2 separate regions of the Mus musculus genome follow, and region 2 is linked to region 1. The links are chromatin loops, found by intact Hi-C in ENCODE. Cell type or tissue: left cerebral cortex. All regions are shown on one strand. Links, peaks and the distances in the headings refer to the core of each region. The heading gives the core; the rest is flanking DNA.

Evidence for each region. Hi-C counts contacts between places; a loop is a spot of excess contacts. Peaks named below come from ENCODE experiments on the same cell type or tissue, not always from the same donor. Only the 100,000 strongest peaks of a DNase experiment are listed, where the experiment ranks them.
Region 2: it touches region 1 in a loop (15-fold over the local background); 4 of 42 quality-filtered maps call a loop at or near these places.

What each region holds. Positions count from the first base shown.
Region 1 is chrX:136,622,317-136,627,535 of GRCm38, reverse strand. It overlaps a transcript of Tceal3 not described here. Among named protein-coding and RNA genes, the nearest start is that of n-TAtgc1, 35 kb to the right of the region's middle. In left cerebral cortex, for the core only: a CTCF peak has its summit at 2,434 (motif pointing left); a DNase peak (open chromatin) is centred at 2,442.
Region 2 is chrX:136,092,559-136,097,777 of GRCm38, reverse strand. It overlaps a transcript of Nxf3 not described here. Among named protein-coding and RNA genes, the nearest start is that of 5730412P04Rik, 9.4 kb to the left of the region's middle. In left cerebral cortex, for the core only: no CTCF peak of the experiment used is centred there; DNase peaks (open chromatin) are centred at 3,140 and 3,802.

The DNA of each region.
Region 1 (5,219 bases), core at 653-4,652:
ATCAGAAAAGCTGGAAGAGAGGCAAAGAAGGAATCTCCTATGGAGGCTTAGCAAGAAAAGAAACTCCAGTTGGCTTATGCACTGAAGTGTGTGGTGATTTGATGGGGCCCGTCCTAGGCATCCACACTGTTCAGCACTAACATCTCAAGTGTAACTGATTGGGAGCCAGTAGGATGTGCTTTGTCATGGTAGTAAAAAAAAAAAATTAGTAACAATGGAACATAAAGCCAAACTTTAAAATTGACAAAAATGTCTTATGCACCGTACTCTTTTAAAGTGTTGAGTCGTGCAGTGTTCAGAGCAGGCTTTGAAGATGGACAGTGTTGCTAACCCTCACTGTGCACCATAGTTGAAACACCGCGGGCAGTGAGGATAAGGACGGTGCTCAAGGCTGCAGAGTTAGGGAGGAGGAAGGCTTGCATTCACACCCAGGACATTGTGCTCCAGCTCCAGAGGAACTGTCAAAGACTTCTTGTTAAGGGAGAGAGACAATCTGTACAACTGAGCATATGATAGGACACCATTAAAGTAATATTCTAACATTTATATCAACAAGGAACTGTGCCTCATGATTAAAAGAAAATTTGTGACCTTGAAGAGAGAACGTCTGCTTCGGCCAAGAGACCTGAGCTGAACGTGTGGGGTAGGGAGTGTGTGAGAAGAGAAGAATGCTACAGAGAATACAGGCCACTTGTGAAGTTTCAAAGGGTCGGGGTGGGGAGCACCTTTCAGACTGCAAGGCCACATATTTATCCCTCGTCCTTTGTGCTTACTAGGGCAATGACGGATCACCTCTAGTAGAACAGTGTAGGTCTTGCGTTCAACTAATATTGAATTGCTGACAAATGAAAAAAATCCCTACAGATTATTGTATGCATTTTTATCCCGGTGCAGGCAGGACAAAGGTGAAATTATCCATTGGATAGATCCTCTGGATAGATTCAAGGACGTTTGATAGTGGGACAGGCCTAGCATTTTCCTACATAGATATTAACATGCCGAACCATTCAAGGGCAGCCACTAAGCACACCTAGCACCAGTGAGCTTCCCACATCAAGGCATACATGGTCTGTCTTCCCAGGTGGGCACCTGATTTGGGTTTGCTTGGAAGCATGACGTGAAACATCTCTTAGCACACTATGAAAGACCCAAGAACATGAAGCCCTTCCTGACTCTAACGTTGGGAACACAAAGGGTGCCAGAGAGATATGGCTTCCCTACTGTGGCTGTCTGTGTACCCATTAGGCAAGGAAAGCAGGAATGATTTTCATGGTGCCTGCCTTAGATCTAAAGCTCAGCCAGACCCTGTTGCTGTGTCCCAACAGTTAAAAGCCACCAATGCCCCACGGTGTGACCTGCACACAGGGCGTTTCCTCAGCCTGGCCTGGCCTTTATCACAGATAAACAGGCTCAGGCTCATCTCCTGAGATCCTGCTCTTTACCCCTGAAGGGGACCCTCAGCATTCCCAGGTGCACTTTTATCTCAGTACATGTGGGAGGGAGGGAGAGAAACCTCCATTCCAGATGTTTCTGTAATAGTTGCAAAGGATTCCTTTCATTAGTTCAGCACGTCCAGAGAACTCTGGAATTTGGAGGCAAGCTCCAAGCCCATGTCGTTTTACTCAGCTTCCTGGTCACCATGAAACGTGAAAACTTTCTTCTGCTTCACACTTGATGCCTGTATCTAATTTCATTTTATTGTTGTTCTTTATTTTGATTTGAGAGTCCAGCTCAGGCGGGTCTGTAACTTACAGTGCTTTCTCAGGCCCATCTCTAATTGTCAATCTTTCTGTCTCGGTCTCCTAAGTGCTGGGCTTACAGATGTGTGCCACCATTTATGACTTCTTTTTCTCATTTCAATGCGAAGGAAAACATTTTTACAAAAACTAACAAGTGTGCTGAAATGAACCATTTCCTATAATTGCAGTTGTCTGACAACTTCGTACGTATTATTAAAGCAGCTAGCGCCATTTTCTCTTTCCTGGTGTCTCCAGATCTACCAGACATTCACTGTAGGTTGACGCCCCATCCCAGATACCACTGGGTTTACCTTCCACTATCCCACCCTTGGACATTCTTCCTAGGCCTTTGTCCAATCCTTGTCTGCCACCCTTTCTCTAGGACACTATAGACACAGCGGTAGCCAGCATCCTCTTCCTCTACTAAAAACCTCCCTGGAGTCCGGTGCCTGCTACTGTGATAAGCATGATAGAATTATCTCCTGATTTTCATGTATGTGATTTTATGATATGCTTTTACATATACAGTTTCTACCTTCAAAATAATTAGAATCGTGTTTATAAGCTCATTTTAAAAGGTATTTTTTTTCTTATTGTGGATAAGCTTATTTTAAAAGGTATTTTTTTTTTCTGATTATGGAACCTTCTTTGTACCTAGCTGCTATGGGTGGCGCACTTTTGCCACCTGGTGATCAAAACTTAGACTGCAGCAGGAAGCCTGCTGAGCGAAGTGGGAGGGAGGGGCCGAGGTGAATTCTGATCATAGAGCTTTCTGGAAGTCTGAATGGGTAAAGGGAGATAATTCTTTCCCCTGTATAAGACTACTAAAGCCACCAGACGGAGGGTACTTCCTAACAACGTGCTGAGTTGAAGACCATGCCAGAGGAACAAAATTATTGATTTTCATTTTCATGTATGGGTCTGAAGGGAAGAGAGCAAAAATCAAAAGTTAATCCAGGCCACTTGTGGGTTTTGTAACCTCTTTTTGCTTTTATAATGATCCTAGTTGCATATAAATATATTTTAAATACCTATACAATGCAGCTTTTGTTTACAATTTCATATAAACTTGTTACTTCTTTAGAATGAATACCAAGTTTATTTTATCTTTAGTTTTATGATAAAATTTAATTTCTTTACATTTCTAAAATTAAACTGCAGTTTCAGTACCCATGCACATATATAAACAAATACATTCTAAATCACTTTTCTACATTTTTTCCCAAAATGTCCTCTAAAAACTATAAAACGGGTATTATGTATATACTTACAAAATATATTCAGTAACCTAGGGAAGTATGTCAAGAAGAGGAGGTCAATGGTTGGAAGAACACAGGACAGAATCAGATGTACCAGGGTATAGCCAGCTTCTATAAATATTAGTGTTTACATATCACATGTGCATCGGGCTGTCTTTACATGCAAAAGAGTGGTTGTTCCTCTCGCACAGGAGACAAGGTTTTAACAACTTAAAATTATTTTATTTTTGGAGAGTATAATATATCTTTCTCCACTTCCCTTTTATCCCTTCAACCCCTCCCCCACATATCCCTCCTTACTCTTTTTCAAATTCACGACCTCCTTTTGTCATTAATTGTTGTTACATACATATATGTACATACATATATATTAGTAAATACATAAACACAACTTGCTCAATGTTCCTTGTATGTCTATGATTTCAGGGCTGATCATTTGGTGCTGGATAACCAATTGGAATGCTTTTCTCTGGGGAAAACTATTTCTCCCATTCTCAGCATGTTTTAGTTGTCAGTAGTTCTGTGCGTAGGGTTGGGGCCTGATAAATTTTCCCCATCTACTTTAGCGTGTCTGTTACTGTTGTCCTTGCTCAGCTCATGTTTAGGCAGTCATGTTGATAGGAATATTATGGGTGTACCTTAAAGGAGACACAAATCTCACAACAAATTCCCTGCTCCTATGACTCTTACAATCTTCCTGCTCCCTCTTATTAAATGGTCCCTCAACTTTAGGTGTGAGAGTTGTTTTGTAGATATAGCCAGTTGGACTGAACGCCACAACTCTGCATTTTGATTGTCTGTGATTTTCTGTAGTGTTCTCTGTCTGTTGCAAAGAAAGCTTCCTTGATGAGGTGTGAGGACTACTTATCTGTGGGTATAAGGACAAATGTTTAGAATATATTTGGGGATTATGATGGTTTAGTAAAGTGGTGGCTACAGGTTCTCCTCCAAGATTCATGACTTTACTAGCCCTGGGTAGTTGGCTAGGATCACAGTACCAGTCATGGTCTTTCTCTTAATGAGCTGATCTTACGTCCATTTAGAGAGCCAACTTATGAGCACCACTATGGTACCCTTGGGGTTATTGTGCCATGCTGGTCACTGATGTGGTTCACGGGCATCACAGCTGGGTAGGACTGTAGGTTGCTTCCCTCCTTTGAAAGTCTACATGGGGCTTTCTGGTACCATGAAGGCCAGTCCTTAGGGAGGAGGATTTCAAATCTGTTTCTTTTTATGCAAACTAATTTAAAGACTATTTAATATTTAAAGACACGTATAAGTCAGATGTTATGATTCACACCGCTAATTCTGATACTTGGGAAGATGAGGTAGGAAGATCACCACAAGGTTGAGGCCAGTGTGGGCTACAGAATGAGACCTTATTTTAATAACAAAACATCCCCCAACACACTTTTTAAGGATATTTTTCGGTAAATATATATAGCATTGTGCACCACTGGAATAACTTTCAGATACTTCTGTCACCTTGAAAACCCTCATACTTGAGTTGAAACTGGAATGAAAACCCTCATACTTGAGTTGAAACTGGAATGAATATGTGTGTGTGTATTCCATATACATATATGCAGAATATATACATGTATGGAATATATATATATATATATATATATATATATATATATATATATATATATATATATATATATATATGGCAGGTTCCGGTTATGTAGATGTAGCCCAGGATGACACTGAATTCACTCTGTATCAGGACATTGTATTCACTCTGTATCCGGGTTAACCCCAAATCTCTCGCTTTAGTCTATCTCCTGAAAGCAGGGATTACAAGGGGGGACTGTTCTGTCCAACCACAGACGTGCTTTCTCTGGATTCTCCTTTTCTCTTCTGAAACGGACTCAGTATATTTGCTTTGTGTCAGGCTTCCTTCCATTTTGTGATGTTTTCAAGGTTCATATGTATTCTAGAATGTAGGAGGATTTATTTCTTTTTTTAAAGGCTGAATAATATTCTACTGCTTGGAAATTTTACATTTTATTTACCTATTAATTTCTTGGTGGTCTTTAGGTGATTTCAACCTTGGAGATGTTATGAGTAACATTGTTGTACACTTTTGTGTATAAACATATATGTAGATATAGGCCTTGCTTTTTTTGGGTATGGACTTAGAAGTGGAATCTCTGGGCATGTAGTCACTCTGTTTATCTACTTAAGGAATTATTACAAGGCCTTACTGGCCTTAATA
Region 2 (5,219 bases), core at 705-4,704, 530 kb after region 1:
GTGTGAACGAAAGCCTTCCTCCTCCCTAACTCTGCAGCCTTGAGCACCGTCCTTATCCTCACTGCCCACGGTGTTTCATCTATGGTGCACTGTGAGGGTTAGCAACACTGTCCATCTTCAAGGTCTGCTCTGAAAATGACTCGACACTTTAAAGGGGTAAGGACTTGAGGGTTTAGCTAAAGCAGACCATGTGCTTATTTTGTCTAGAGGCCCAGGTCCAATCTCCAGTGCTAACAACAGAAATGATGTGATGCAAAAGAATTTATTTTTCCCATTGCTTGCTTGTGTGTGTGTGTGTGTGTGTGTGTGTGTGTGTGTGTGTGTGTGTGTGAAAATACACATGCCTGTTTCAGGGTGTACATGTGGAGATCAAAGACCAGCTTTCCAGGGTCCGTTTCTCTCCCCCTCTCCCCATCTCAGTGGCCCTTTGCTGATTTTTACAGATGTTATTTTCCTTTGTGTCATAATAAAACTGGTTGTTTTTTTGAACAGTCAATGACATTTGAGACAGGTTGTTAGTGGGCTCATTTATTCCTTTTTCTCTAGCTTTTGGGCTTTGTGGCACTATGCCTCCAATTTGCCTCCTTACACAACCTTCTTCCATTCAGTTTGTTACAAGAATAAGAATTGTTGGATTTAAAGATCACCCTAAATCCATCACTTCATGTCAAGTCTTAAATCATACATAGATTCCATTTTCAAAAAGTTTGCATTTACAGGCCCTAGTGATCTAATTCCAGGCCTCTTGTGTCCTAGGCTCTGCCACCAAACTATGCCCTCAGTCCAGGCTTTAATACTTTGTCATTATTACCACATGTGAATGGACCCTTACCATTTTTGTAACAAGTTCATTATTATGTGGACTTTATGGTTGGCATGGATACACATTCAACATATAGTTTTGTCACATAAAGAAGTTTGCAGGGTTGTAAGTAGGGTATTAGCTCTGTACTCTTTTTCTTAAGTTTTCATTTTTCATACAGCATGGACTGGCCTCAAACTTAGTATATAGCCAACAATGGCCTTGAAGTCCTGATATTCCTGTACTCTAGAATTATAAGAACAAACCACTACACCTGACTAATTTCTACCCTTATATAATCACATTCACAAAGTTAAAAAAAATCTGTCCAAATACTTGCAGGAAGAACCCTGCTCAACTCATCTGGCCATGGAAGTCACCATTAAAAATGTCATCAAAGTCATAATAATTATGTCAGGTTGGAACGGTGATGTTCAGGCTGTCCTACAAAATGGAAATACGTCTGTACAATTCTCCTTTCTATGCCTTTACTTGTCTCGAATGAACAATTCACCCTTTAGGTAACTTTAGAAAGCATAGACATTAGAGAAGCTGTGCAGAGTATAGGTGATTGGCAGAACTCTGCCCCCTTTTGATATCACAGCAAGCTCTCAGTACCAAAAATGTTGCTGGGCTTTAAAGTAGAGGAGAATGAGTATTGTCAATATTCACAAAGGTAGTGAAATGCCCTGGGCTTTTGTAGAAATGCTCAGCTATTGACAGTTAACTCGTGCTATTTGTGGTTCCCCTAGGAGTCCAGTGTACTTGGCTAGCTCATCGTCTGTGACTCGAAGACTCATGGCTGGTTGTAGTTCTTTTCTGAAAGATTTTTCCACCCATTATAAAATTTCCCATGGGTATTTCACCTCCTTGAAGCCTCCCTGGTTTTTGTACTACCTGAAGATTGCTTTTAGAATCGTACTTTGATAAAATTCACACAATTCAACAACTCTGTCTTTGTTGATTAGCTGTAATTTCTGTGTAAAAGAAGCATTCTTACATCAGCTATTAGGTTACATGGACAATGATATGCACAGAGGAACACATGGAGTTATTGACTACTTTTAGTATTGTCAGTTTTCAGAATAAAGAGCCCTCTTATTAAACGACCTCCAGTAATTGAGCAGTGACTTTCCTCTGGCTTTCTTTTTCATTTCTTTAAGAATTCATAGGGACTTATATAGATTATGTGTTTTAGTAAACCACCAGAACTATGTTATTTGGTGCTCACATCATTCTGTTTGGCCACTGGGATGGGATCTCAAATATGCAAACCCAATGCCCAATAACTATCTGAGATCATTGACTGCAGTTCAAGTACGTGTTTACTACTGATCAAGTAGGTGTTCTGCACCCTATGAGTGAGAATATGATACCCAGTTCCTAGCATGGTGGAATCATGCTTTTAATGATTTCATTATTTTTATTTTTAAAACTTATGTGATGCCAATCATAAACATATGGTGTATACTAATGAAGTTTCATGCCAAGCAGTGGTAGCACATGCCTTTAATCCCAGCACTTGGGAGGTAGAGGCAGGTGGATTTCTGAGTTTGAGGCCAGCCTGGTCTACAGAGTGAGTTTAAGGACAGCCAGGGCTACACAGAGAAACCCTGTCTGGAAAAACAAAAACCAAAAAAAGAAAAGAAAAACACACTAATAAAGAGTCATTATTTTTCATGCTTCCTACTGTGACAGTTTAGTTTAGACTCACACCTGACAACTGACATAGAGTCATTCCTCTCTCTCTCTCTCTCTCTCTCTCTCTCTCTCTCTCTCTCTCTCTCTCTCTCTCTCTCTCTTTCTCGTAAATAAGGACCTGGACAATCAGTCATCTAGGTAAGATCATGGCAAAGGAACTATGCTTCTACATGTTTCTATAAAGCAGAAGCAGAAGCTAGGCCTGCAGGGTCAAAGCACTCCATTAATTACTCTCGGAGATACAGCTTTATGATCCATAACAAAGATTAGGATTAAAACCACAACCCCTTACAGGATGACACAGAAGATGGAATACCACTATGCATATGTTGAATACAAATTCTATTAAAATGTATACCTTTCTGTGAATGAGACTTTGAAGTAAATGGGAAAACTGAGGGATCAAAAAATGGTGCATTTCGTCAAGAACAGAAACACATTGGGGAACATACTAGGTTGGGAGCATGAAGTGAGGGGTTTTGGTAGGAAGAGGTTGTGGGCTGCTTTTGAGGCTGTTTGAGAGGTATGCTTTGTTCACTGTTCTAATAGCATTGACATTACCTGGGGCTACTTTTCCTTCCATGGTCTATATTTGACTCTGAGCCTCTGTTGCTATGCAACAGCCTGCCTCTGAGCTCAGAGAATGATGCAGGGAAACTGGTCTGGGTAGCTTTGTCTAGAGCATCCTGGAGACCGGATATTAGAGAGTGGGTGGGGGGAATGAGTGGGCAGCGTTGTCAAGGATGTGAGCTTGTTGTATTAATGGGGTTCTTTTTAGAAGAGACCATCTTTGCAATGTGGTCATATTAGCCACTATTATGAGGAACAGAGCAGGAAAGCAGATGGTCAAGGAATAAAATATATGATTTCAATAGCAATGGAAGCTAATATTTATGCTTTTAATACATATAGGAACATACATTATTAAAGTACATATGCTTATGTACTTTAATTATTTTTGTGATTTAGTCTAAGGATTACTGTGAGTTCTAATTTCAAAAACTAAGAATTTTAATCTTTAATAAGGGAGAACCAAAGGAAAAATAAACAAATGACCTTTTATTGGTCAATTCCAAAGTATCTCACTTGGATACTGTAGGAGTGACCGGAAAGAAATAAAGACTCTTGCATCAGTGGTGGTTCTATGGAATTTTCCACCCAGGAGAAACAATCTAATTCTCATCTTTTTTTTTTTAATCTCTAAGCTCCAAGCCTGAATTCTGACCAAGAGACAGAAACCTACCCGTGTAAATGTGTGTCTACAGAGATAGACTTGAGATCCAGGAACGCAGAATACACAGTTTTGTTATGTTCAGCCATAGAAGCACATGCATGTATGTACATACAAGTACACACATGCACCTACCATATCAAAGGCAATTATTTCAGCCTTCTTTCCTCAAAGTCTGCATTTTGTATCCATTTTTAAAAAAACCAACAGGTATATTTTTTGGCAAAAAAATTTCTCCATGAACAAATTTACACCAGTCTTCTGAACCCTTTTTTGAAAAAACTATATATTTTTATCTTTGTGTGCTATTTTTGGCCTTCCAGAGTAAATCTTAGCACAGCACTTTAATTAGTCCAGCTTCTGATGTGTAATCTAGTTCCCCTATATTTGCCCTTGATTCCTGATCATATTGTCTTACTTTTTAAGGTGGTTTAGCAAAAATCCCTCTACATTGTAACTGGGTTTTTTCTTTTTAAATCCATATTTGCCCTCATATTTAAAATTGGGCCTGGCTGTATATTAGAGTTTCTTTCTCCTATGATAACAATAACAAATAAAATGTTTTAACTGCCTTAAACTAACATATAACTACACAGGAACATTTACTTGTGTCAAGCCAATCGTAAATTTGTTCTGTTCAAGTTATTATCTTGATATTTTCTCCGGTAAACTATGATGTAAAGAGTAAGATGGTACTTTTGTGTTAACTTTTCCTGGGGAGAAGCCTACGGCTGTTTAATCACTCCATATAGGGCGCTGACAGCAGATCACCAAACTAGTGATTCCTCCCATCTTGGCAAAACTATGGGCACATCTACAGAGTAGAGATAAACGTTACTTGCAAGAGTGTGGGTGACTCCAGAGCAATTGCATCATCACAAAGTCCTATCCAAACATGGAAGCTACATCTTGCAATTTGTCCCTTAGTTAATCTTCAACTTCCTCTATACTCTAGCACATCTTCACTTGCAACGGGGGTGGGGGGGGTGGGGGGGTGGGGCAGTAGAAGTCAGTAACAGCTGGAATCCCAGGTGAGAGTTCCATGACACCCCCCTCCTCCTTCTACTAGTATCAGTTACCATTATCAATCACATGCCAACCTCAAGATGGTGAGGAGATGATTCTAATATACACAGAGGACAAAAAAGTTTTTACTGTAACAAATGACAGGAACACAATAGGGGCTCTGCTTATTCTATATCATAAGGACACATTTGTACTTGTTCTATAGGAAGGGACCCACAGGCACACACTGAAAATGGTTTGTTTGCTTTAAGTTATCCTTCAACCTGGATATCATCCAAACAGCTGCCCCAGTGACTTTGGTGTTTGTGAAACCCTCACCCCTATCTCCCTCTCTCCTACCCCTGTCATGTGGTAGAGAGGATGAGAAAAACACCAACACCATAAATCTCAGAGATAAGACTGACCTCCTGACCAGAGGGCCAAGTCTAAGCTTTGGAATAATCAACTATCTCTATTTCT